Linked DNA regions of Homo sapiens: all the other regions are linked to region 2. Evidence: chromatin contacts called from ENCODE Hi-C or POLR2A ChIA-PET data. All regions are on one chromosome and are shown on one strand. Each heading gives the region's core, a stretch centred on a gene start or an enhancer-like site at or near the end of the contact. The rest is flanking DNA. Distances are from core to core; before and after follow the strand shown.

Evidence for each region. A loop is a pair of places that touch in the nucleus more often than their neighbours do. ChIA-PET counts read pairs that join two places held with the same protein, here RNA polymerase II (POLR2A). Pooled maps may share reads with other maps.
Region 1: a loop to region 2 is called in a map with no recorded cell type, with 2.4 times the contacts of the local background. The contact joins the enhancer-like site here to the promoter of LINC02550 in region 2. A Hi-C loop is called at or near these places in 1 of 37 single-sample maps with no recorded cell type and 1 of 50 pooled maps. POLR2A ChIA-PET finds 5 or more read pairs at or near these places in 1 of 52 experiments (OCI-LY7).
Region 3: a map with no recorded cell type shows a loop between it and region 2 (3-fold over the local background). The contact joins the enhancer-like site here to the promoter of LINC02550 in region 2. A Hi-C loop is called at or near these places in 1 of 168 maps with a recorded cell type or tissue (Caco-2) and 4 of 37 single-sample maps with no recorded cell type.
Region 4: a map with no recorded cell type shows a loop between it and region 2 (5-fold over the local background). The contact joins the enhancer-like site here to the promoter of LINC02550 in region 2. A Hi-C loop is called at or near these places in 2 of 37 single-sample maps with no recorded cell type and 2 of 50 pooled maps. POLR2A ChIA-PET finds 5 or more read pairs at or near these places in 2 of 52 experiments (OCI-LY7 and activated T-cell).

What each region holds. Positions count from the first base shown.
Region 1 is chr11:110,773,426-110,779,956 of GRCh38, forward strand. No RefSeq gene overlaps it. Among named protein-coding and RNA genes, the nearest start is that of ARHGAP20, 64 kb to the left of the region's middle. Within about 2 kb of position 4,571, at least 6 of the 41 ENCODE cell types and tissues checked have a DNase peak (open chromatin) inside an H3K27ac peak, as active enhancers do.
Region 2 is chr11:111,093,886-111,101,091 of GRCh38, forward strand. LINC02550 (long intergenic non-protein coding RNA 2550) reads right to left here and starts at 3,433. Exons shown (of 2, transcript NR_149131.1): 1 at 3,345-3,433. LOC102723966 (a long non-coding RNA gene) reads left to right here and starts at 3,270. Exons shown (of 3, transcript XR_428993.4): 1 at 3,270-3,476; 2 at 4,350-4,431.
Region 3 is chr11:111,432,818-111,439,326 of GRCh38, forward strand. It overlaps a transcript of BTG4 not described here. Among named protein-coding and RNA genes, the nearest start is that of POU2AF1, 57 kb to the left of the region's middle. RefSeq lists silencers at 6,433-6,482, 6,503-6,509 and an enhancer at 6,481-6,509. Within about 2 kb of position 4,059, at least 4 of the 41 ENCODE cell types and tissues checked have a DNase peak (open chromatin) inside an H3K27ac peak, as active enhancers do.
Region 4 is chr11:110,794,031-110,800,680 of GRCh38, forward strand. No RefSeq gene overlaps it. Among named protein-coding and RNA genes, the nearest start is that of ARHGAP20, 85 kb to the left of the region's middle. Within about 2 kb of position 3,546, at least 2 of the 41 ENCODE cell types and tissues checked have a DNase peak (open chromatin) inside an H3K27ac peak, as active enhancers do.

The DNA of each region.
Region 1 (6,531 bases), core at 3,321-5,820, 320 kb before region 2:
TAATTCCAAGTCTAGAACATAAGAACTGCTCGATAATGTTTTATTGGATAATCTCAATTATCATAACTAACTTGAGATGTTAATATTCTTCTTATTTGACATAAATATTACATAATTTGCCTAAGGGCACCCAGTTGAACAGAAATTTTATTCCTGACCTGACCTCTTCAACTTCAGAGCCTCCATTATTGCCTCTTCCTCCCAGGATTTCCACTTCCCCATTCTGTGTCTGAGGTGTTGGAAGGGCTCAAATGACAACAAAGGCTCCTCTGCATTGTGTTCATAAAAGAAAGCTAAGGAGAGCTCAGGTAGATGGGATCTGGGTCTCTAGGAACCCAGAGAAACACAGTTGGCAAATTCCAAGTGCCATATCTTCTCATAGGTGCAGGCAATAGCATTCTTGCCATTTTACTCCTCAAAGAGCTGTCTCAAAATGCATACTGTGAGTTTTTTTCTGGGCAATCAACAAAATTCCCCCAAATAGCAGTCTCAGGCCAAGTCCTGAAGGCTTCAGAGCTCACATCCTATTTCAGTTCTCTTCAGATCTTGGGAGTGGGGATGGTGGATAAATGGGGTAGATCTTTAATGACATTCTGCATGCTGTGCAGGCCAATTTCAACATTCCAAAGAAGCCGTGAGTGGGAGTGACTGTGGTTCTTCATACTTATAGGAAACATTAGTGAACCAAATAAATTACTTTTCCAAATGTCTTCATATAAGTAAGCCTCTGAAATAAGGCTATTTGGTACAGGTATCATTTTCTTTGTAACTACTGCTTCCAAGGCTGCCCAATCTAAAGGGTTCTCTTCAGTGGGTACACGTCTTGGATCCCTAACTAGGTTGGTGACCCTTTGAAAGCAGGGACCACAGTATACCTTTCTCTGCTGTCCTGTTTTATTTGCTATGATCAGCATATAAGCTCATCTCTGAGGAGGTGTCTGAAATAATCCAGGCCAAGGTAAAGCCTATATTAGGAAGCTTCCTACCCCACTCTCCCATATCCCATCTCAATCAGGTTTTATAGTCTAGAACAAATTGTGCTGCATTGACCGATTGACTCATATGCCTGGAGGGAGCTCTGGTTACTTGCCCATCAGCCACAGCATTCCCTGAAGGCTTCTTACACAGGTCACATCAGAGAAACTAGGTGTATGGCCAGCAGTCCAGTTTCCCACAGAGACCGAAGCCCCTTCCTGAAATCTAGTTCTGACAATCTGCAGAGTTCATAGCCAGCCTCCTATTCTGGGCTGGGCCCTATTCTCCACCTCAGCCAGCTTCTGAGTGCAATTCTGTATTGACCAGAGCTAATTTGCCCATACCCAGTTAAGTGTAATATCACCTCTACTTGGACTCCCCTGCCACTAGCTCCACCCACTGGTTTGGTTCTGAAGCATCTCATAGTTTTGGATACTGGATTTAGACAGCAAACTCTGGAACTCAGGAACCTGTTGCCCCAGTACTAATTCCAGTTTCTCACTTTTGTTGCTGACCTATGTTACTGAGTTCTTTGCAAGACTTAAAGCTGTTACCAGAGTTATGACAGCAATAAAGCAGGTACTCAACAATACTAGCTAGAATAAAAAATAAGCATTTCTCTGTTGTGAATCTTCATGTAACAAGAAATGTTGGTAACAGAGGTTGATGTTTCAAGCTTCACTTTGTGGAGGAGAAACTAAAGCTTCTCTTATAGGAGAAAGGAAGATGCTGGTAGATTCAGGAGCTGCACTGTGTTTCCAGGTATCCTGCTGGCACCATTTTCAAACCCTTCAATGCCTCTGACTCAAGGCCCTTAAATTTGACCTATCAAGGTACTTTAGATCTCCTTAGCCCTTTAAAGTATTATGGAACAATAAAAACTGGACTACTCCATTCTGTGTCACTTAGCATCGTTAGTAAATCTGCCTTTTATACCCTTTCCAAAGGTGTTAAACGATGACCATTGTCTCAGTTTAAAAGGACAGCTTGAAAAGTTCACTTTCTATATGGAGATGGTACTCCTGACCCTAACAGGAGAACATGCACTTACAGTCACTTTTCCAGGAGTGGGGAGCAGCCTGCTCTCCACTCTATGCATTCTCTCACTCAGCAGTGTGAGAACAGTCAGAAAAGCACAGGATCTGTTTGGTTTGAGATCCAATGTTCTCACTTATTGACACTTTAACTTTTTTTGTTTGTTTGAGACAGTCTCGCTCAGTCACCTAGGCTGGAGTGCAGTGGCATGATCTCAGCTCACTGCAACCTCTGCCTCCCTGGTTCAAACGAGTCTCACACCTTAGCCACTGGAACAGCTGGGATTACAGGCCTGCACTACCACACCTGGCTAATTTTTGTATTTTTTGGAGTGATGGGTTTTGCCATGTTGGCCAGGCTGGTCCTGAGCTCAAGTGATCTGCTCACCTTGGCCTCCCAAACTCCTGGGATTACAGGTGTGAACCACCACGCCCGGTCGACCCTTTAACTTTTGACAAGACATTTAACCTCTTCCAGTCTCAATTTTCTCTGAGGGCTGTTTGTGAAGATTAAATACTATAGTATATATTAAAAAACTTCAACAGTTATAAATTTATTTACCACATTTTTGGATATTTTAAAGATAACAATAGCCAAGATCAATAAGATAGTTAGATGTGGTAATGAGATGGAATTTTCCTTTTGTGCAAAGCTAGCTGGCTCATCTGGGCATTAAAACCATAAGGAAGTTTTCTTTGTAAGGAAGAAAACTATCTCAGTTTTTTTTTTTTTTTTTTTTTGTGGAAGTAGTTCCTAAGACGTACTGTATCTGAGAGGTGACCCCATGAAACTCCAGCAGGAGAAAGAGGAAGTGATACAGGAAAGGGAAGGCATCCAAGAAGGGGTGTGTTATGACACCATCTACCAAAGTGGGTGACGGAAGATTTTTCCCATGGGAAAACCCTAGGAAAGAGCATGAAACACATGCCTTGGAACTATCCTACTGGAGGCTGAGGGAGCTGGGTGTAATTTGTGCACTCACTCCCATTACTCATTGTTGAAATGAGTACTCACTGCTGGAGGTGATGGTGTTAATTCCTGATACTTCCAGCCTGTGCCCTGTGTGTGTGTGAGTGTGTGTAAAGAGGGTGGCTAGAATTCAGCCTTCTAGAAAAACCCTTAGGTACAGAACTCGTAACTGGAGGTTGTGTGCGGCACACTGGGCAGGATACCTACAGAATCTGCTATGAAATTTATCTGTGGTACAATAGTAAAGACATGGAGTCAATCGAAATGTCCATCAATGATAGACTGGATAAAGAAAATTTGGTACACATACACCATGTAATACTATCCAGCCATAAAAAGGAATGAGATCATGTCCTTTGCAGGGACATGGATGAAGCTGGAAGCCATTATCCTCAGCAAACTAATGCAGGAACAGAAAACCAAACATTGCTCATTCTCACTTATAAATGGGAGCTGAACAATGAGAACACATGGAAATGGGGAGGGAACAACATACACTGGGGCCTGTCAGGGGAGGGTGAGGAGTGGGGAGAGCATCAGGATAAATAGCTAATGCATGCCAGGCTTAATACCTAGGTGATGGGTTGATAGGTGCAGCAAACCACTATTGCACACGTTTACCTATGTAACAAACCTGCACATCCTGCACATGTATGCTGGAACTTAAAATAAAATGATCTGTGGTATTTGAACTCTATGCCAGGTACAAAATTAAGTATTTCCCTCTAGTTAATGATGATGAACCCATGGCTCAGAGAGCTCATATCTAGTTCTGTACTGAGTTGTAATCCCCTTGAGATCAGGGATTGGCTGGTACCTCTTACGTTCCCAGTGCTAGACACTGGGCCCCACACCTTACTGATGCTCCTTAAATGTTTGAGCTTGATAATTATGATGATAATTTACACAATGCCAACTGTTAATGAATGAATTGGGAATCATACTTTTATATCTATGATTTAATTATACTTGACTTTCATAATAACTTTATGAGTTATTATGAGCAAGAATTGTTATTATAAGCTGAATTCTACAGGTGAGAAGCCTGGCAATAAGTCATGATATATTTAAAAGGCCGAAAATAAAGAGCTAAATCTTTTTATCTGGAAAATATAACTTACAGAAAAGTTACAGTAATGATAAAAGCTAATAGGTGGTCATTCAGAAAACGTAGTCAACAATGCCTGGAAATTAGAAGCAAAATTCCTTTTTGTTTAATAAAGAACATTTAATATAAACTTTAAAAATGGTTATATGTGTTTTAATTGTTCTTAAACTGTTTTTGTAAAACTGTTGCCACATTTCCAGCATTTTTATGGAAACTTGAGGGGAAAAAATTACTCTGTGAACTTTTCCTTTTCTTATTAAGGCAAATAAACAAATAAAGATGAAACTCTGTGCATGCATCTGAGACCCAGATAAGGGTTCCTTTGTCGCTCTCACTAATATAGAAAAATCTATTTAAGTTTTCTTACTTCCCCTTTCCTTTCAAACCTGATCCAGTTAGTCTTGGCTCCCACCCCCTCCTTCCCCAGTTATAAAACCAAACAGAAAGTTTGTACTGAAGGAACAAGTCCCTGCAGTGACTCAGAGGAAACAAGCATTTATAAACCATGTTTCCCTAATGCCTCAGTACAAACATGGCTGTGGCCCAATTCCAGATTGGACAAGGCAACACTCACTCGTGTGGCCCCAGCAAAACTGAGTGTCAGAGGGGGCTAACCAGATACAAGACCTGAGCTGCAAATGGCCATGAGGCAACACTACACCTTGGAGATCTTTCATCACCAAGAATCAAAGCAACAATGGCTGAAACAAAGTCAGGCAAAGAAATGTTGGACTTTGCTGGAATGGAACTTTCTCTTTGAATTTTCTATATAGGTTGGCCTGGCTGCAGCTTCCATACTAGCTAATCCCTTCTTAGTGGTGTCTGCGAGTTGTTTTCTTTGTATAGTATCTTTGCCCTAGGTTCTATGTAGACCATATCTGCCTGGAATACAAAGGGTTACAAGGACAGTTTGGTTTTGGCTCTGGAGTCAGTCACATCTAGTTTTGAATCTCAGTCCACCACTTCATATTTTCACTTGACAAATGTTTACTAAGGACCGATTTTGTGCCAGGCCTGGTTCTAAGTGCTGAGAATGAGGAAGTGAGCAAGATAGTCAGGGTCCCTGCTCTCCTGCTGTTACATGCTAATTGGAAGAGCTATGAGAAACAAAAACAAAACCAGAGAGATTGTCTGGCAGTGATGGTAATAATGCTATGGAAATAAAATTAGAGAGTTAGGTTGGGTGAGCAGGGAAGGCCTTCACAAAATGGTGAGGAGGAGCCTTCTGTGAAGAGATTACATTTAAGCTGGGAGCTTAATCACATGAAAGAGCCAGTCAGGATAAGAACACTCCTGGCACACACAAAATCCTGGAAGAGGAATAATCTTGGCCTATCTGAGGAACAAAAAGAAAGCGCATGTGGTGAGTGAAGGGAGAGTAGTATGAGAAAAGGCTGGACAATGTGGTAGATGAGAGATGGCCCCTCACTCTTAAAGATGCCTCCCATAGACATGTGGGTCTATTTCCCCTCCTCTTGAATCTGGCCTGGCATCTGACTGTTGTGACCACTACAGCATGGCAGAAGTGATGTGGTGCCTGTCCTGAGCCTAGTCTTTAAGATGACTGGCAGCTTTTATCTTTGTCCTCTGTGGCCCTAAACTGACATGTAAGAAGGCTGAAAACCTGCTGCAGGGCCACACGGACAGGCCCTGAGAACACGTGAAGAAAGGGCCTCAGCTGAGCCCAGCCTTTCAGCTGCCCCTGCCAAGGTGCCAGACAAGTGAGTGATATGGTCTTGGACCAGCTTAGCCACAAACTTAATACCACCACGTGACTCCAGTAAAGGCCACATGAGACAGAAGAACCATCTAGCTGAGCCTTGCCTGAAGTCCTAACACAGACAAAAATCATGTGATCATGTGATACAATTCAATGGTTATTGTTTTAAGCCACTAAATTTTGAGGGTAGTTTGTTTCTTAGCAAATGATTTCCAGAAGAGAGAGAGAGAGAGACAGAGAGAAAGAGACTGTAGCAATACTACTTTGACCTTGATCCAGGATAAAGAGTTTGGCCTGAGATGGATGAGAAATCATGGGAGGGCTTAAGCAGAAGGTGTAGAGCTTATAAAAGGTATATTGTGAAAATTATATTATATATAAATAATGATAGTTTGCCTGTTTCCATTTCAATAAGAATTGTATATTGTTGCTTTTTATTTTTCTTGTTTTACCCCATTATCTAGGGTTTCTGGTTAAATGTTTAATGGAAGTGGTATTATCAGGAATTTTTGTTTTAATCTTCATCAAAAATGGAAGCTTTAAACTTAATTCTAATACTAAATGTTAATCTTATTCTAGACTGGATATTGGATATTGGACTGGTAATTACACTACTAAATTTGATATTTAAACTAAATCTTTTGTTGACACTCTTTTTTGTTGTTGTTAAGTCTTTGGAAGTTTCCTTTTATTACTGATGTGCCAAATTCTTTTTTAATCACAA
Region 2 (7,206 bases), core at 2,183-4,682:
ATATAGACAGAAACCTCCATATCATTGCTGCTGATTAAAGATTAAGTGTGCGTGTCATAGAATAAGAAAACTGAGAAGAACTTAGCCCTGGTCCAACTGCCTCATCTACACTTAAGAAAAAATACCTGAATAATTGAGGAAAGTTATTTTGCAAAGGGCATGCAACAAATTAGTGGCAGAACAGAAGTAAATCTCAGATCTCCTGATTCCCACCCCAGGGTCATTCTCCTGCAACAGGCTGTTTCCTTACCTATTCGTGGCTATCTCATTATACAGGGGTCCCAGGTTGTCAAGACAAGCAGCTCTGAATAGACTGTTATGAATACATTTACGTCTCACCCCCAACTATGTTTTTAATCAACTAGAACTTAGTTCTAGATTAGTATAAATATACATTCTTTGGTCCATTCTTTTGAAATAATATTGAACTTTACTAAGTTACTTACCGTTTTATCTCACATATTTTATCATTTTCTTCTGTATTTATTTCTCCTTGAATCAGAGAACTTCCCACAAGCATGTTTTCAAAGAGGATCTTCATGTAGTAAGCCTGAGGTCATGTATACCTGAGAATATCTTTATTACATCCTAATACTTATAATAGTTTACATGAATATATCAGAAATATAATTTTTTTTAGCTGGACAACTCCATTATCTTGCATCCAGTGTTGTCATTGAGAAGTCTAATGTCAGCATGATTCTTATTCTTTTTTTATTATTATACTTTAAGTTCTAGGGTACATGTGCACAACATTTGTTTGTTACATATGTATGCCTGTGCCATGTTGGTGTGCTACACCCATTAACTTGTCATTTACATTAGGTATATCTCCTAATGCTATCCACCATGGAATACTATGCAGCCTTAAAAAAGGATGAGTTCATGTCCTTTGTAGGGACATGGATGAAGCTGGAAACCATCATTCTGATTCTTATTCTTTTTTAAGTGATATGATACTTCCCGGTGGAAACTAGAATTTTCTGTTTGCTTTTTATGTACTTAATGTCTATAATGTTTCAGGTGTTCTAACCTGTTCGGCACCCAATGATTTCTCTCAACCTGAAATTCAAGCAAATTTTTGTTTATGCTTTTTCCAAATATTTCTTTTCTTCCAGTTATTTATTTTTTTTCCTTTCTACGGGCACCTTTGATTTGCATGGTGTCACTTCCATTCTATCCTCCATATCACTTGTTTTCTCTTTTATATTTCTAATATTTTTATTACATCTTGATGCTTTTTGAAGGAGTTTCTTAACCTGATCTTATAGCAAACTAATTGTTCAGCCATATTGTAATACATTCATTTATGGAGTTCTTATTTCAACAGCCATATTTTCCTTGCCCAATTTTGCCACTTGATTCTGCTTTTTTAATTCAATCAACAATATTCTTCTATATCTTTTTGAAAATATAAATTAGTAGTGAATGCTTGACTTATTAAGGCCATGAATTTCATTGCATGTGGTATAGCTTATTCACTTGGCAGTCTTTCTTAAAATTATTATTATTATGGTAACAACACTTAACATGAGATGTACTATCTTAACCAATCTTTAAGTGTATAAATACAATACTGTTGACCCTAGGTACAATGCTGATCAGCAGATCTCCAGAACTTACTCATCTTACATAATTGAAACTGAAACTATATACCTGTTGATTAGTAACTTCCCATTTCCCACTCCCACCACAACCTGGCAATCACCATTCCACTCTCTGATTCTACATGTTTGGCTGTTTTAGATACTTCATATAAGTGGAATCATGCAGTATTTGTTCTTCTATGACTGGCTTATTTTATTTAGCATAACATCTTCAAGGTTCATCCATGTGGCGTATTTCAGGATTTGGGTTTTTTTTTTAAGGCTGAATAATATTAGCTTTTTTTTTTTAAGGCTGGACAATAATTTTAAAAGATGTATGTCTATCCATACCTTTTTTGTAGTGTTTCCTGTGGGCTCATATTTCCCTGGTTGGTAATATGAAATGGGAGACACAGCCAAACTCTCATCCCTGGTTATCGTGCCTCTCCTAATATGCTTAAACAAGAAGGGGGCATGCCCCAAAGTGGAAGACCCTGGCTCTACAGCCTGACTCTGCCCATCATTATGTGCACAGCTCCTGCTCCCTGTCCCCAGTGTGAGGTTCCTCTGTTGATTTTAATTTACTAGCCCTCTAATGGGAAGTGGGGTGGAGTGATAAAATACCCAATACCACCACCAATTTGCTGTCTAACGGTTCCTCACCACAGTGAGCACCAGCATGGCCCTGAGGTTGCTGTGGATCCTGGCTGCACTGGGATAGAACTGATGGGGATTTGGGTTTGTTGTTGTTGTTGTTGTTTGTTTGCTTGTTTTTTGAGACGGAGTCTCGCTCTATCACCCAGGCTGGAGTGCAATGGCACGATCTCGGCTCACTGCAGCCTCCACCTTCTGGGTTCAAGCGATTCTCCTGCCTCAGCCTCCGGAGTAGCTGGGATTACAGGCATGCCACCATGCCCAGCTAATTTTTGTATTTTTAGTAGAGACAGGGTTTCGCCACGTTGGCCAGGCTGGTCTTGAACTCCTGACCTCAGGTGATCTGCCCACCCTGGCCTCCCATAGTGCTGGGATTACAGGTGTGAGCCCCCAGGCCCAGCCGGGATTTTTGGTTTTAATGTTTGTTTTTGTTTGGCTTTCTAGAAAAAATCCACTGGTGGAGGGACAAGCATAGGTCCTCAAATAATAGACTGGAAATGGAAAGAAAACCTAGCTCTATAACTCCTCCACTTTATCCTCAGATCCTGGTGCCTCTCCTACCACAGCTACTGTTTTCTCCCATATAAGGATACAGGCACTTTCTCTCTCCCCAGAGCCATCCCAATTTTTAATGTTAAATGCTCAAATCTATACACTTTCTTGTCCCTTCTATGGCATTTCTGCAATTGAGTTTGGGAGAAAGAATTAGAAGTAAACGTTTTTATATCTTTTTTTTTTTTTTTTTTTTTTTTACTTTAAGTGATTTCCTACAAAACGTATGCCATGTTTCCTGAATATGAACTTGGTTCCAAATTTTCTGAGTATTTTTAATTGCATCTGATATGACTTTTGTCTTTAAAAGCTCACATTTTTTTACTTCCATGTCTTTCCTGATGTTTGGCAAATTGCTATTTAACATTTTCTGTTATCTTAAAGTTTATTGTGTTTCAAAAGAGATGTCTAAACGTTGCAGAACTTTCTCCTTAGTTCAGCTAAAACCGGGCTCTTGTCACATGACCAGGAAAGATTAGGCTCGCGGACACACACAGAAGGGTGAGGAAAACGGAATTTACTGGGGGAAAAGGAAAAAGAAAAAACTCTCACCAAAGCAAGAGTCCTGCTAGCAGGTTTCCCGCCTCACAGATTGAAGCCCAGGTCGCCACACAGGAACAGGCTCCTCCCCGCTGCAAATGGCGTGAACTTCTGGAGGCCCCACCCCGTTCTCCCAGTGCAAAGGTGGGCGTTATTCAGAAAGAAACAGTCCGGAAGGGGCGGGCTTCATCCGGGACCAGAAGTCCGGTTTTTCAGCCTTCAGGCTGTTTTAGGCTTGAAGGCAGGGTTTCGCTGGGGACCCTTGGCTGCCTCCTGCCTCTGTCATAAGCATAAACCATAGATTTGGAGGAATGCATGATGAGTCAGAAAAGCCTTCCCATTCTGGGATCTAGTTGAGATTCTCTGTTGGGCTAGGAAGAGAGGGTCTGAGAGAAACAAAATTCCTGTAGAACTTGTGGGTCCCTTGCAAAAAGAAGCTTGGTGAAGAAATGCTAAACTCTCAAACAGAACTGATGAATATAAGAGGGGAACTCAGATCCCTGGGAGACACAGACTTCGGAGGTGAAAGTCTGGGTGTTGTGTCAGCAAAGACTGGCCCATAGCTGCCTCACAGAGTGTCCCTCGCTCTGGTGGAGTCTGAGAGCCACTGAGAAATCCTGGGCAGCCAAGATTGCCATGGAAATTGTCAGGGTCCTAGGTGGTCCCACAGAGTGCCTGGTGGCCTGGTGGCTTGACATGGACTGAGAGTTGCAGGTTCAATTCTTTGGAACCAGAAGGGTCGTAGAAGAAATGAGGAAATTCTAGGAACCTAAAAAACTGTTTTCAGTTAGAAACATGTGACAATTAGCAACCATAATAGACTAATTACAGACAATGGAATGTGAATGAGGATTACTCACAAATGTTGGTCTCTATAAAAGACAAGCCTTGGTACAGCATCACACTCCCATCCCCCGATTCTGGGGAGAAAGACAGGGCATCCCAAATCAACTGAAACTAAGCACTACAGTTTCAGTGGTATGAAGACTCACAATATAATTTTTTTTTCTGTTCTAGAAACTCACATTTCTTCTATCTCATTACCTGTGGTCAGAAATTACCTCATGTGGCTTCAACAGGGCATTCTGTACTAACCATGGTAAGCAATCTGCTCAGTCCCCAAAGCATAGGTTCATGTCTGCCACAAATAGAAAGCCCTTCCTTACACCTCACACAACTTCATCTTCTAATGCCTGAGTGTTGCAAGGGAGCTGGTAGCAGTCTCCCCTTCACTTGAATCCTAATGTAACCATGATTGAACAATCTGGACCATGTGAAAACTCTGCATTTATTTCTGTATAATCACCCATGTAACTATACTGGTCTTCTATATTATACCAAAATGAGAAGAACAAGTCTTGTTAAAAGATATAATTCAGTACAGAATCTAAAACCACCACAGAGTGATGCCTGTCAGTTTGACAAAGCATTTAAGCCCTTACTGGGTTTAATGGCAGGCAATGGCAAATCTCTTAAGGTTTGTAGCAGTGGCTGTCAAGGTGCACATGTTTTTGCATGTAAAGGTCATTTTATTTCTACCTTAACTATTATATAATAATTAACATTTTGTCACTTCCTTTATTTGACATTTTGCATATACTTTACATACATTAATTCATTTAACCTTTACAAAAATCTGTGAGCTAAGGACTATTATCTCCATTGACAACTCAGGAATCTAATGGCAATGAGCTCAAGGCAACAGAGGTATTGATGACCAACCCAGGTCTACAGGCTTCCAAAGCCTATTCTTAACCATTAAGCTATTCTATCATCCCAGTAGGTCTTTTCTCCCCAGTGCAAACTGTCCCAACAAATGTAATTAAAAAGAAAAATATCTGGTCATTTAGGGACACCAGCCATGAAAATGTATTTCTAATTCAGGAAGAGGAGGCGGGGGAGGGCACTCTCTACTAACCATGGTAGGCAATCTGTTCAGTCCCCAAAGCATGAAGTTTGATTTTTCTTTTTATCTGGCGTTTATGTTCAAGGGAATATAAATGTCAGGAATCAAGCATTCCCTCTGGATGGTGGAGTAATAAATAACTTTCATACCATTTTGCACAGATGCTGTGACTAAATTGAGATCAGGAAAGATATAGACAACTATAGCAGCAAACTGATGATGAATCTATTTTTAAAAGCAACTGTTAAATTAGAAAGATTTTTCAAAAAAAAAAGCTCAGAAGGAAATAATTTGGGCACAATTCTAAGAAATTCAAAGGAGATTCAAAGCTAGAATGAATGAACAATCCACTCAGCCCAAAAAGGGCTGAGGTAATCATTTCCCAGTTCTAAATATAATTTTGAATATTTTTGAGGCATGAGGCAAAGGAAAGTTTTATACCTTGGAAGCCTTAAAGTATTAATGGGAATAATAGTAAATATTTCTGAAATAATAAAAACCTTGTGCTCTAAATAAAATATAAAGGGGAGTATCATGTCTGTCTTTTGGGAAACATATCTAAAACCAACATATAAATATTCATCATAAGTTAACTCGATTTAATTCCTTTAGCAAAAATTTTGAACCACTCCAGCTCAGTGATAAAATTCTTGGATATTTTTCCTAAGGACTAACACAAAAATGTCAATAACAACAAATATTCAATGAAGCATTATTTTGTAATAGCAATATATTAGAAATAAAACCAGAAAAGGAAACTAATAATATAAAGGAAACAATTATTTATCAGGTATAATCTGGGTACTTTACTGATGTTATTGTACTTAATAGTAATAATCTAGATATACTTTTCCTAATGAGCAAATAAGTGCAAAGTAGTTAGATTACCAGTCAAAGATTAAACGGTTGGTTAATAAAGGAACAAAGTATAATCTAAACAACATCTAATAAATGGATGGTTAATTATATACACCAATTTAGTATTTTTTCACAAAGTCATTAAAACTAATAGTTCTGAAGACTGTAGAACAGAATGAACAATGCTTAAGATGTAATATTTAGTTGAATATGTACACACACATATACACACACGTAAATGTCTCTGTGCTATAATTAAATATGTAAAATTATATTTACAAATAGACAATGCATAGAACATGAAGACAGATGATATTTGTTATAGTAGTGGCATTATAAATGGCTTTCCTTAATTTTAAAATTCATTATTCAAGAAATACTTATTGAGAGCCTACATCAATGAACAAAAAGTCCCTGTCCTTGTGGAGATCATTTTATAGTAAGGGAGACAAATAATAAATGAATTAATAAATTAATATACTACAAGAAATCAATTAATGATAAATTCTATAAAGAAAAAAAGAAGCAGAGTGCAAGGATAAAAAGATATAGGGTGTGTATTTAGAAACCTTGGTCAAAGAAGGTCTTCCTGACAAGATATTTGCATAGTAAAGTAAGACTGAGTAAGCCACACAGATATATGGAAAAGCATCACAGGCAGGAGAAATAGCATGTGCAAAGGCCCTGGGGCTGAAATGGGATGCCAGATAGACAGTATAAAGATGGGGGGAGGTTCACGTAGAAAGTGAAAACAGGGTAAGAAAAGGGTCACAAAATTATGCCTATACTCTAATAATCCTGTTAAAAAGCACAGGAAAAAACACAGTAAAATAAAAAGTACAATATGTTGGTGATGAGTTATCTTGGTGTAATGTGATTTTTAAGAGTATTAATTCCTAAACCAGATTGTCTGGGTTCAGATCTCAGTTTTGTAACCTCGGAGAATTTGCATAGCCTTTCTGTGCCTCATCTGTAAAGCAAGGCTAATAATCATAGTACCTTTAGCATTGTTGAGAGGTATGGAAGGCAGAATAAGATCCCCATAATGTCCATATCCTAATCCCTGGAACCTGTATGTTACCTTACATAGCAAAGGAGATTTAAGTTTGC
Region 3 (6,509 bases), core at 2,809-5,308, 340 kb after region 2:
ACCAGATCTTACTATTTCTACTTCTTAAGTAATATATCTTTTTTTTTTCTTTTTTGTAGAGACAAGGTCTCAGTATGTTGCCCAGGCTGGTCTCAAACTCCTGAGCTCAAGCAATCCTTCCACCTCCACCTCCCAAAGTGCTGGTATTACAGGCATAAGCCACCATGCCTGGCCTCAAGTAATATATCTGTCTCCCCTGGAAGTAGTTGTAGAAGCCCTTGTCATCTTAACTGGGCCAAGCCAGGCAGACTCTGACTTGGAGGTAAGACAAGAAGGAGATAGTGGCCAGAATTCATTAGTAAACCAGCATCTATTGTTTGCAATGGGCGCAATATAAAATACACTAAACAGTCATAAAATGTACAACAAAGATGGAAGAGACCTTAAAGATCATCCAATCTGATTTTCTGATCTTACAAATGAAGCAACTGTGGTGTGGGGGCATGAAATAGTTTGTCCAAACCTGACAAAAACAAGCAACAGGGAAAGGATTCCCTATTTAATAAATGGTGCTGGGAAAACTGGCTAGCCATATGTAGAAAGCTGAAACTGGATCCCTTCCTTACACCTTACAAAAAAATTAACTCAAGATGGATTAAAGACTTAAATGTAAGACTTAAAACCATAAAAACCCTAGAAGAAAACCTAGGCAACACCATTCAGGACATAGGCATAGGCAAAGACTTCATGACTAAAACACCAAAAGCAATGACAACAAAAGCCAAAATAGACAAATGGGATCTAATTAAACTAAAGAGCTTCTTCACAGCAAAAGAAACTATCATTAGAGTGAACAGGCAACCTACAGAATGGGAGAAAATTTTTGCAATCTATCCATCTGACAAAAGGACTAATATCCAGAATTTACAAAGAACTTAAACAAATTTACAAGAAAAAAACAACCCCATCAAAAAGTGGGCAAAGGATATGAACAGACATGTCTCAAAAGAAGACATTTATGTAGCCAACAGGCATATGAAAAAAATGCTCATCACTGGTCATCAGAGAAATGCAAATCAAAACCACAGGGAGATACCATCCCATGCCAGTTAGAATGGTGATCATTAAAAAGTCAGGAAACAACAGATGCTGGAGAGGATGTGGAAAAATAGGAATGCTTTCACACTGTTGGTGGGAGTGTAAATTAGTTCAACCATTGTGGAAGACAATGTAGCGATTCCTCAGGGATCTAGAACTAGAAATACCATTTGACCCAGCCATCCCATTACTGGGTATATACCCAAAGGATTATAAATCATGCTACTATAAAGACACATGCACACGTATGTTTATTGTGTCACTATTCACAATAGCAAAGACTTGGAACCAACCCAAATGTCCATCAATGATAGACTGGATAAAGAAAATGTGGCACATATACACCATTGAATACTATGCAGCCATAAAAAAAGGATGAACTCATGCCCTTTGCAGGGACATGGATGAAGCTGGAAATCATCATTCTCAGCAAACTGTCACAAGGACAGAAAACCAAACATCACATGTTCTCACTCATAAGTGGGAGTTGAACAATAAGAACACATGGACACAGGGAGGGGAACATCCCACACTGGGGCCTGTTGTGGGAGGGCTCGGGGAGGGATAGCGTTGGGAGAAATACTTAATGTAAATGATGAGTTGATGGGTGCAGCAAACCAACATGGCACATGTATACCTATGTAACAAACCTGCACGTTGTGCACATGTACCCTAGAACTTAAAGTATAATAATAATTTTAAAAATAATAATAAATTTTAAAAAAAATAAAAGCCACTATACTTTAAAAAAAAAGAGTTGGTGTGATAAATAAGTGAGATAATACATATCAAGTACTCCATGTAAATATACCCATCTATGGTAAACAATAAATAGTATAATAATTGTTTAAAAAAAAAAAAAAGTTTGTCCGTAGTGAATTAGTAGCATTGGCAGACTCAAATCCAAGTTTCCTGGCAATCCCTCTTCCTATAGATAGAAAGAGGACCACCCATCCAGGAAGAAATAAGGAGGGCAGGGAATCTCAGAGGTCCTTCCCAGCCCAAGCCCTGAACAATGCCTTCATTGACACCTCTCACCTTTCACTCATCCTGCCTGACCCTTATTCCATCAGCCATCCCAGCGCTGGCTGCAGAATAAGATCTCACCTGACAAGCCTCTAAAGTTCAGACCTCACCTGGCCCTGGGACTCTCCAGCAAGACACAACTCGGAAGGGCCGGCCCAGCACTGGTGCAGGCTTCCCCAGGGCTGCCCGGTTCTGGCCAGAACTCTGAAGTGTAGCAGTACGTGCCCTGGAGGATCTAAAATCCATCTCAAGTTCTCAAAGCAAACAGAAGATGTGTTTGGTGGTTCTGTTGGCCAGAGTACACTAGCACCAGCTGGAACTGAGACAGACACCCAGCAACCCTGTCCCGTTCTCCACTGGGCCAAGGGAAGCCACAAGCCCTGCCCCACTCTCAAGGGCTCAGACCTGGATATGGAAAGCACTCGGGGGTAGTGAGAGAGAATCCAAGGTCTCTTGAGGGTAAGTGGGGACACCACCGCCACCACCGCCACGGGTGGGAAGGAGAAAGAAGGGCTGCTGTTTCCCCAGGAGGCTGCACCCTGCCCTGGGGAGGAGGCAGCTCCCCAGAGATGACACTTGAGGACTTGGCTTGGCACCACGAAAGCATACCGCTCAGGGTTTTGTTTCCCCTTTATAAATGGAGGCAGGCGAGGAAAGGAATTCTTTGGCTGAGTAACATAATACTTCTGGGTCCAGCCCACCAGGCTTGGCCCTGGGAAGAGCAAACAAGCTGCCTACCCTGTCCCAACAGGTTTGTGGACACTCGTGCCCACTGCCACTCACTGTGGATTCTGGGGAAAGGGGGAAACGTAGATCCCCAAGGGGAGCAGAGATGTTGGGGAAGATCTATAGCCCAGCCCTCAACCCCCCAGGGTGAGGCCACAGCCAGATATTTAGTGTTACCATGCAATCAAACACAACTCCACCCCACCCGCCCTAAGCCATCTCAGCTCCCACTTTCCTCACTGACCTGGGCCTCAGAGCCCAGCTGTAAGTCCAAGGTTTATGCTCACAAGCCCCACAAGCTGCACGATTTCCCAAATGCTCTTCACCCAGGCTGAGGACCTCCCCCGCAGAAGAGTTCTGCATGTCACAAAGCCAGAAGCAAATACCCAGAGCCACAAAGAAAATGTTAATAACCACCAGATATATTTTTGCAAAGTACTTTTGAAAGATATTATTTCCATTCTCATAACAACTTCCCAGGTTAGCCATTATTATCACCCCATTTTAAACATAAGGAAGCAAGGGGCTCACAGAAGTGTCTACAGAAATGGCTAAGTCAGGTCTTGAGCCCAATCCGTCTTACTCTTCATTTCACCCTCGATCAGTAGCTGCAAATCCAGCACCCTGATTATCTGAATTTGGTGATCAATAGAACTGGTGACGACCACCTCCAGCTTTGTAACTCCTGGCTTTTTAGACCTGGCAACTGGATAAATGGGGGACTTTTGGACAGGCACAGTGGCTCACGCCTGTAATCCCAGCACTCCCAGCACTTTGGGAAGCTGAGATGGGTGGATCACCTGAGGTCAGGAGTTCAAGACTAGCCTGGCAAACATGGCAAAACCCCATCTCTACTAAAAATACAAAAATTAGCTGGGCGTGGTAGTGGGCGCCTGTAATTCCAGCTACTCAGGGGGCTGAGGCAGAGAGAATCGCTTGAATCTGGGAGACGGAGATGGCAGTGAGCCGAGATCTCACCATTGCACTCCAGCCTGGGCAACGAGAGCAAAACTCCGTCTCAAAAAAAGAAAAAAAAAAAACAAAAGAAGGGCTTTCACCTAACAGGCCTGAGGGGTCCAGGCAGACATGGGTGCAGACCGTACCTGACCTTGCTGGCCCAGGGGCAGGCGGCTAGCCCAGCCCCTCCCCCGGCAGGTGCCCCTTCACCTTCCCGCGCCTGCCCCTCCAGTCCACACACCCAGGCAAGGCGCCCTCGAGCGAGCGCCGTTTGTTTTGCTGAGAGTTTCCGTTGGCTCGCGTGTGGGTGTTTGTTGTATTTCTCCGGCAGATGGCAGACAGCATGCCCTCCCCACCATCACCCCGCCCCACCATCACCCTGCCCTGGGGCTGTGTGGCAAGCAGACGCTGCAGGGCAGAACAAAAGCCTAGCAGGTGAACAGCCCTGTCTGCGGAGACTTTTATCCAACCCAAGTCGCAGACAATATCTTTATAAAATTCCTTTCAACTCCCTCATCATCTGGAACTCTTCCTGCCTGGCTCCCAACCTGCTGCAGCCCCCAGCAGCCCCCACCCTCAGAAGAACATCTGCTCCTCTGACAGGGCACAGGACACGGTGTTCCAAAGAGCAATTTTTTCTTTGGCTTCCATCCACTACACCCCCTCAGAGCCCAGAGACCCCCTGCTCCCAGAAGCTTCCTGCAAAACGGGAGGAGTGTATTGATCTGTGGAATGGAGGAGATCATTCTCCTCCTCCAGTGCTCAGAACTCCTCAGCAAAAATGACCCTCAGTTTTTACCACCCCTGAAAAACCCCAGATGAGTCCAGGGACTCCTGCCAGGAACTGGGTTGGGGGATGAGGGGGATGCTGGAAAGGGATGGAGTTTCTCAATTTCTAAAGCTATTGTTTCTCATTCCCAAATCACCATGCTCCAATCTGGGCCCAAGAGCTGTGCTCAACTTGAGGACTGGTGTGGCTCCCTCTGCAAGAAGGTTAGGCCAATGCCAGTGAACCAGCCACTGAAGGCTGGAGGGGCCGGAGAGCCTCTGAGCATCCTCACCGCCTTGCCTGAGGCTAGAGCTACAACAGCGAGTGCCTAGACCCCCACCTGTATCCCCATTGCATCCCCACCACTACCCAGCAGCTCAGGAGCAGGCTCTTCCCTCCACTCCTAGGCGACACTCTGCAGTTTCCATCCTGGGGTCTCTTACTTGCTTCTGCTACTCTGCCCAGTTTCTCGTGTTGATAGCTTAGCTACTCAGCCTTCCTGGGTTTTCTTTTCAGCCCTGGTCATATCTTTAATGATCTCTATCCTCAACATGTCTAATAGCCCAAGGACCAAGCTCATTCCACTCTCATCCTCAACCCAGATCTGCAGGACCCCAGCCAGGCCCATAGCCCCCCAAGCAGAGGGGAACTGACAGCTATGACTCTGACTATACTAGACAACATTCTACACCCACCAGGAAGTAGAGCCTTGGAGATGTCCAAGCTGACCCTGTTATTAAGGGCTGAGAAGCAGTTGTAGATGCTGCTTAAAGGAAGAGGGGAAGGGGGCTGCCAGGGCAGCCACAGAGGCATCAACAGACGGGACACAGAGGTCTCTGGTGTCACCCTGATGGCAGTTCTGCAAGTGCTGACACGGGGTCCCAGAGTCCCTAGACCTAACTTTGTGGGTTAGACATCTGACTCCAATTTGTGTGGGCCAAATTCTAGCCTGGAACTTGGGCCCCAATATGCACAATCTGTCTTCCCCACAGCCCCTGAGACACCATGTGAGCCAGGGCACACAGCCAGCCTGCACCCTGCCCTTCTCAACAGGAATTCCTTGGCTCATGCAGCCTCCACCTCTGGCCTGACTCTGTTCTTTCTCTGTGAAACCTTCCTCGACCCCTTCAGTTAGCCTCTGTCCAAAGCCAGGCACTCTCATGGGCCATTTCCCCCAGCGCTTACCAAATGTTGCCAGGTATTTTAGTTATCTGGGTAAACATCTTCTCTGTAAACTCCTCAACAACAGAGACATTTTATTCATCTCCATTCTCACCCACCACCGCCAGCACCTAGCTCTGCACCTTGCCAAGAGTAAACATTAAACATTTTCTGGATCAATAAACTCAGGATAATCCTCCCAAGTCCTTATTCTGAATGGCCACAGGAAAACCAAAACATTTCCTCATCTCCTTGGTGACCCCATACATTACCCTAAGCTTCAAAAGAGAGGATGCTAAAGAAGGCGTGATGTGGTCAGGGGGTCCCTGGATATGTGAACCTCCCCCGTCCTAACTGGACACTGTCTTAGGTTTCCATTTATACCTTCCCGGTGGCACCTCTGTCCCTGCTGTCCTATCCATCCACCAGAAATCTCTGGCCAACACATTAAACATATTTTCAAATCCCCAATTCCCTGAACTTAAGGGAAAGCAGGCTGCCCCGGCCTGGGTACTGGGTGTTACCTGACTAGCACGTGGGCTGCCCCCTGTCCCGCACACCCACCCGCTGGGCAGCTAAGCCTCTGCGGTTGGGACCCCAGGGAGGCTTCCTGGTGATTTGCATATAATCACACAATGCCAGGCACAACAAAGCCACTCAAACAGCAGAGCCTTCTCAGCTGAGTTTAAAGTTTAATCTCCTTAATACAAAAGTTTCTGCTTTGCTTTTGATGGGTTCTGGAACTCTTGCTGATGATGCTAAACAAATAGTCACCCTTTCTCCCCCTCTGGAGGCTTTGCCCAGCGCATTGTGGCAGCACAGGCCCCAGTTG
Region 4 (6,650 bases), core at 2,296-4,795, 300 kb before region 2:
TTCCTGCAGATTAGACATAAGTCTGTCTCTCAAATATGTATTCCATTTCCCAAAGACTCCAAAAAGTGGGCAAATCATTCTGGTCTTGGGGCTGAAGTGGGAAGGCTCTTTTTTCTTTTTCTTTTCTTTTTTTTTTTTTTTGAGACAGGGTGTCTCTCTGTTGCCCAGGCTGGAGTACAGTGGTGCTATCTTGGCTCACTGCAGCCTCTATCCCCTGGGCTCTAGTGATCCTCCCACCTCAGGCTCCCAAGTAGCTGGGACTACAGGTGCACCACCACAGCTGGCTAATTGTTAAAATCTTTTTTGGTAGAGGTGGGGTTTCTCCATGTTGCCCAGGCTGGTCTTGAACTCTTGAGCTCAAGCGATCTGCCCGCCCTACCCTCCCAAAGTGCTGGGGTAACAGGCCTAAGTTACTGTGCCCGGCCGGAAGGCTCTTTCATAAAAATAAAGCAGCTCAAAGGAATTCACTTAAGATTGTTAGAATTTGGATCCAATATTGAATTTTTTTTCCATCTCAAATCCTAGATCCTATTCTTCCGCTTGCCAGTTGTGGAACATTGAAAAAGTTATTTAAGTCTCAGTGGTTTCATCTGTGTAATGGCCGTAATGCTAGTATCCACTTCTACATTTTTGTGAGGATAAAATGAGAGAGCACATGGAAATGCCAAGCTTAGTTCCTGGCACATAGCAAGTATTCAATAGATTTCACCTGTTTTTATTGCTTCTGCTTGATTGCCTCATTTATTATCTCTCCAAATATGTCATTTAATCAACATTTTTTGAAGGCTTACTCTGAGAGATATTTCACTGAAGCACTTAAGGCACCCCAAAATTACTTAAAATACCCAAAATGAAAGTGATTTAAAAATTTTAACAACCATCTTAACAACCATTAGCATTTACACTAATGTTTTCAGCAAAGTCTTTCTCTACAAATGCAGAATCTTATTATATAATATGAGTAAATTCTGGTATGCTCTAAGCTACAAACTAAATAATCTTTTTAAGTTTATAATTGTGAATCTATGTAACTGAGATGGAATTTTATTCAAAAAGTAATTTTTAAATAATGATAAAAGTTCATAGCATTGAAATAGATTGAGAAATTGTGCTGAAAGAGACAATGTCAAACTTTAGAAAGCACACACAGCTTAAAAGTTATGAATCTGTGTAATTTTTGCATGACATTTCTTCTCAAAATAAATATAACACTTTTTTTCTCTTGAATGAAAAATTCTGTGCTAACTCATATCCTCCCAAACATTTCTTGCCCACAATAACTTATCAGTGTGTGTACAGGATGGAGGAAAAAAATGCTAAGGAAGTAGTTTTCAGTTTCAAGTTTCCAAAGGGTTATTATAAACAACCATCAGTGTGTTTGAACAATGGGGCTTTTTAGTTAATTTAATTTTTTGCTTACCTTTGGATTGGCCTAAATACTTTTTCATTTTAATCCATGCTAAAATGCACTGGAGTATGGTTAACATAAATGAATCTTAGATAGTTTGGGGCGCTGGGTCATGAGCAAGAATGCTAATTCTCACATAGGCATTCAAAAAACTTTTGTTGACTGAATGTGCTAAACTGTACATGTACATGGTCCATGGGCAGAGGATGTGTTAACTGAAGGACATCTCTAGAACAAGGCTTTCAAACATATTTTAGAGAAACCCACATTAAAAAAAATTTTTTTCTATCACAACCCATTACCAATAAATATACGTGTGTGTGTGTATTCACATAAAGAGTTGAGACAAAAATTTTGCAAAAATATAACTACCAGCTACAAAGTATTCTGATAATTATCTTTTTAAAATTGTCTTTCATTTTTCAAAAGGGATGCTATTTGTGACTTACTGAATTGGTTTTATGATCTACCAGTGGATTATGACCTGTAGTTTGAAAAACATTTTTAAAAGCATATTTCTTACATTAGCATGCGTTGTTATTTTGCATAATTTACCTAAGCATTGAACCCTGAGAAAAAAGCTTTTGTGGTTATTTTCTTTTGTAGATTTTTCCAACTTTGGAAAATTGGAACTAAATTTCTTGGTTAATACTGATTTTTAAATTTAGATTAACTTAAATTAGCTTTTGGTTACTGTACTTCAAAAACAATCTATTCCAAAGACCTGAATTTAAAGAAATTGCTTAAATTTGTTTTACCAAAGTATCCAAACATGAAATAATAGGTTTACACCTATCTGAAACATGAAATAATTCAATGATTAATGAAAGCCTTTAAAAAATAGGAAATTATTAATTAGGGATTACAGTAAAAATAATGACCTTAAAGTGTCTGACATGCCGGGCGTGGTGGCTCACTCCTGTAATCCCAGCACTTTGGAAGGCTGAGGTGTGAGGATCCCTTGAGCCCAGAAATTCGAGACCAGCCATGAGCAACATGTTAAGACCCTGTCTCTACAAAAAAGTACAAAAATTAGCTGGGCGTGGTGGCGCACACCTTGGAGGCTGAGGTGGGAGGATCACTGGATCCCAGGATGCAGAGATTGCAGTGAGCCAAGATCATGCCGCTGCACCTGGGTGACAGAGCAAGACCCAGTTTCAGAAAGAAAAGAAAAGACAAGAAGATTAAAAACTAATCTGAGCCAGGTGAGTGGTGTGCACTCGTAGTCTCAGCTATTCAGAAGGCTGAAGTAGGAAGATCGCTTGGGTCCACGAGTTCAAGACCAACCTGGGCAATGTATCGAGACACTACCTTAAAACAAAACAAAACAAAGCAAAACAGCAATCAAAAAAACCCAATATGAGAAAAAAGTACCTCATCAAGCTACTGAATAACTTGAGCACACTCTAGCATCTGTTCTGTTGCTTATTTGTTTTTGCTTTTACTGGCATCAGGAATTATTTCTATAGTTCCTCTGGTATGTTCCCCTGACATGGGATATGCCAGGCACATGTTCTTAAAAACAATTTCTTAACATAAAGAAATTTCGCATTTCAAATCCTTAAGAGTTGGAGAACTTAAAATCTCATACTGGAATGAAAATTGCTTCTTCTGCTTTCAAAGGCCTTTTGATTAAGGGCTTACTTACTACCCTGTCTCTACTAAAAATACAAAAAGTTAGCTGGGCATGGTGGTGCACGCAGGTGGTCCCAGCTACTCGGGAGGCTGAGACAGGAGAATCGCTTGAACCCAGAGGCCAATATAGTGGGGGTGGGGGACAGAGATGGCTCTTAAAGGCAATGATTTGGCCAGTTGTCAGGTTCAGGAGAGTTCTATTAAGGAGACAAGCTCCCAGGTGTTTATTGGGTGCCTATGGAGTTTTAGCCAGTCTTCTGCTTCTAAAACTATTAAATATTAAGCTACCTTGGGATGCATTGCAGAACCTCATTTTATTTTTCCCCTGTGGCTTCCATGTGGCCCTTTATATGGCCTAAGTGGGGCAGTTATGAACCACATCCCCTCTCACCAGGCACAGTGTGTTCCTGGTGCCGGAGAGGTGGTGGGGCAGGTCTGAAGTCTCATGGGAAGCAAATACTCAGTCCACATTGATTCCCAGGCCTGACTCAAAAGGGCTGTGTGATTTGAGGAATTACCCTCATTGTGCTTCCCCATTCTCAGAGAGTAAAACCACAGGGCAGTTCTGGCTGACGGGTTTGCACCTATCTGGTGTCTGCTCCACTGTTTCTGTCATGTTGAGTCACAGGGCATTCATTAGTGACTGCCTTGTGCAGTGCAATGATGTAGTGAGGAGTCCGTAGCCCTGGGCCTGAGTGGGTTGATCCTGGTGGGAATTTCAGTTGTGGAGCACTGGCTCTGTGAGGCTGGACACATTACTTTAGTCTTCCAAGCACCTTAAGTTTCTTCATCTAGAAAATGGAAACAATAGTATCTACCAAGTAAGCTTGTTGAGAAGATTAAATAAAAACTAACAAGTGGCTGGGTGCAGTGGCTCACGCCTGTAATCCCAGCACTTTGGGAGACTGAGGTGGGCGGATCACTTGAAGTCAGGAGTTCGAGACCAGCCTGGCCAACATGGTGAAACCCTGTTCTATTAAAAATACAAAAAATCAGCTGGGCGTGGTGGTGCACGCCGGTGGTCCCAGCTACTTGGGAGGCTGAGACAGGAGAAACGCTTGAACCCGGAGGTGAAGGTCGCAGCGAACCGAGATCGTGCCACTGCACTCTAGCCTGGGTGTCAGAGACTGTGTTTCAAGAACAACAACAACAGCAACGACAACAAAAGCTAACACGTATCAAAGGCTTGTGTGCCAAGTACTGTTCTAAGCACTTTTTAGCTTTACATGTGTTAACTCCATGAATATTTACAGCAACTCTATGAGGTAGTTGCTGTCATCATTTCCATCTTACAGAGGAGGAAACCAAGGTTGATTTGCATAAGATCACACAAGTAGGAGGTGGCAGAGCAAGGATTAGAATCCAGGCAGCCTGACGCCAGAACCTATGCTCTTAATGCAAAATATTCATGTAGGAATTTAGGAACATAAAACTGTTTTAAAATGGTTCTACTGCATCCAAAATTCATTCAATGAATATTCCACAAATGTTCCTCAGTGCCAACTGGGTGAGAAGCCCTGTGCCAGGTGCTGTGGGGAAGCAAAATTAAGTAAGACATCGTTGTTACATATAACAGAGAAGAAAGATTCAGTGGCACCCCTACAAGGGGAAGTAGTACAGGGTGATTGCTGCAGGAATTTGGGAGTGGGGGTTGGGCAGAGATTGGGAGTTCTGGTGTTGCCTCTGATTGGCTGAGGGTGGATAAAACGAGGGGAGAGGTCAAAGATATTGCTGAGACGTCAAGAAGGGTGGAAATCTGTCTGAAAACCAAAAGGATGAGAACTCAAAAAAAATGGTGATCCCATGAACAGCATGGAGGGATCCAGAGGCACTGGAGTGGCCAGGAGAGGAAATGCCAAGGTCACCTGAGGACCTCGTAGGACTCTGTGAGGTCCAGTGGGGTGGCAGGTGGTCCTGGTCATGCTCAGCTTCTCTGTATACCCCGAATTACATCATATAGACAGTGCTGTTATTGAGCTGAACATGCAATACGTGCTTGTTCGTCATTAATTCATTCCACAAGTGTTTAATCAGCATCTATTTTGTGTCATGTGCTCTTAGGGTCTGAAGCTTTCTCATCTCAGAGTTCACATTTACTGTGAATTTGGAGAGGGAAGCCTTTTAATCTATTAGTCTTCTAGGTTTTATCTTTTTCTTTCTTTTTTTTTTTTTTTTTTTGAGACGGAGTCTCGCTCTGTCACCAGGCTGGAGTGCAATGGTGCGATCTCTTGACCTCATGATCCGCCCGCCTTGGCCTCCCAAAATGCTGGGATTATAAGCCTGAGCCACCACGCCCAGCCAGTTTTATCTTTTTCTTTCTCAGTTTTATACACTGACTATCGTTACTGCTAACTCCTCACATTAAGGGTGCCCAGGGCAAGAGCGTAAGTGGAAGTCTAGTTACAAGGCACGTTTTAATTTTTAATTTATAAATCAGGATCACAAACAAGTAAAAAATGTTCTACCCTCTTACTTTGATAAAAATACCCACTAAGGACTTGGAAGGCCAGGTTGGAGTTTGTGATTGTCAGTTGGCTTGGAGAAGCGCACCAAGACGTGGCAGTTCGGAGGGACAGTACTGGCCGGTGGCCGCTTCCTGCTACACAGTAAGGGACCTTGGGAGCTTGTGTGGGACCATCTCTGCCTGTGAGTTTGAGCTTTGTTCACTCCCCATACCCCTCTACTACTTCTTTGCCATCCTCTGGAACTAGAGCAGTCTGCCCTTGACCCAAGAGAGAGGCTGCAATTAGCCTTAGAAGTAGGATTGCCAGGCGTGGTGGCTCATGCCTGTAATCCCAGCACTTTGTGAGGCTGAGGCGGGAGGATCGCTTAAGGTCAGGAGCTTGAGACCAGCCTGGCCAACATGGTGAAATCTCGTCTCTACTAAAATACAAAAATTAGCCAGGCATCATGGCGGGTGCCTTTAATCCCAGCTACATTGGAGGCTGAGGCAGGAGAATCGCTTGAAACCTGGAGGCAGAAGTTGCAGTGAGCCGAGATCCCAGAAATGGGGACACAGGCTCTGGGTGGACATGTCCTTTTTGTCTAGTAGGGAGAAATGGATGAAGGAGGCCAGAGGGTGGCCTTTAACTTGTGGAGCTGAGGTTAGGGCCCCACTTCCCTTGTGTTCAGTAGTAGCACCAACCAAATGGAATCTTGTCACTTGTACCCTTGCATTTCTCAGGTCAATAATGACAACATGTATTTTCCTACAAGTTGCATGGTCACTAGCCTACCTCTTGAAACCTGTCCTAAAGTTTTCAAATACTCATTTTTGTAGACTTTGCCAAAAAAAAAAAAAAAAAAAAGCAAAAGCAAAAGCAAAAAGGTAGTCATGACTCCAGTCTTATTGAAGGCAATTGCAAAAAAGAAAAAACAAGTTTCAGGTTTTTAACAGTCAAACCAAAACCAAAGAAGATGGGCTTCATTTTGCTGCAAATTCTGTAGACATTGCTTTTACACATAAATTCAGGGAAACCCCTGATTTGCATTATTACATTTTTCAGTTTTCTGTAATTTATTTCCCTTTTGATTTCTCCTAATCATTAATTTCCTATATTTGTAATTTGTCTTCAGTTATTAGAGCTGATTTGTAGCATCCCATCAT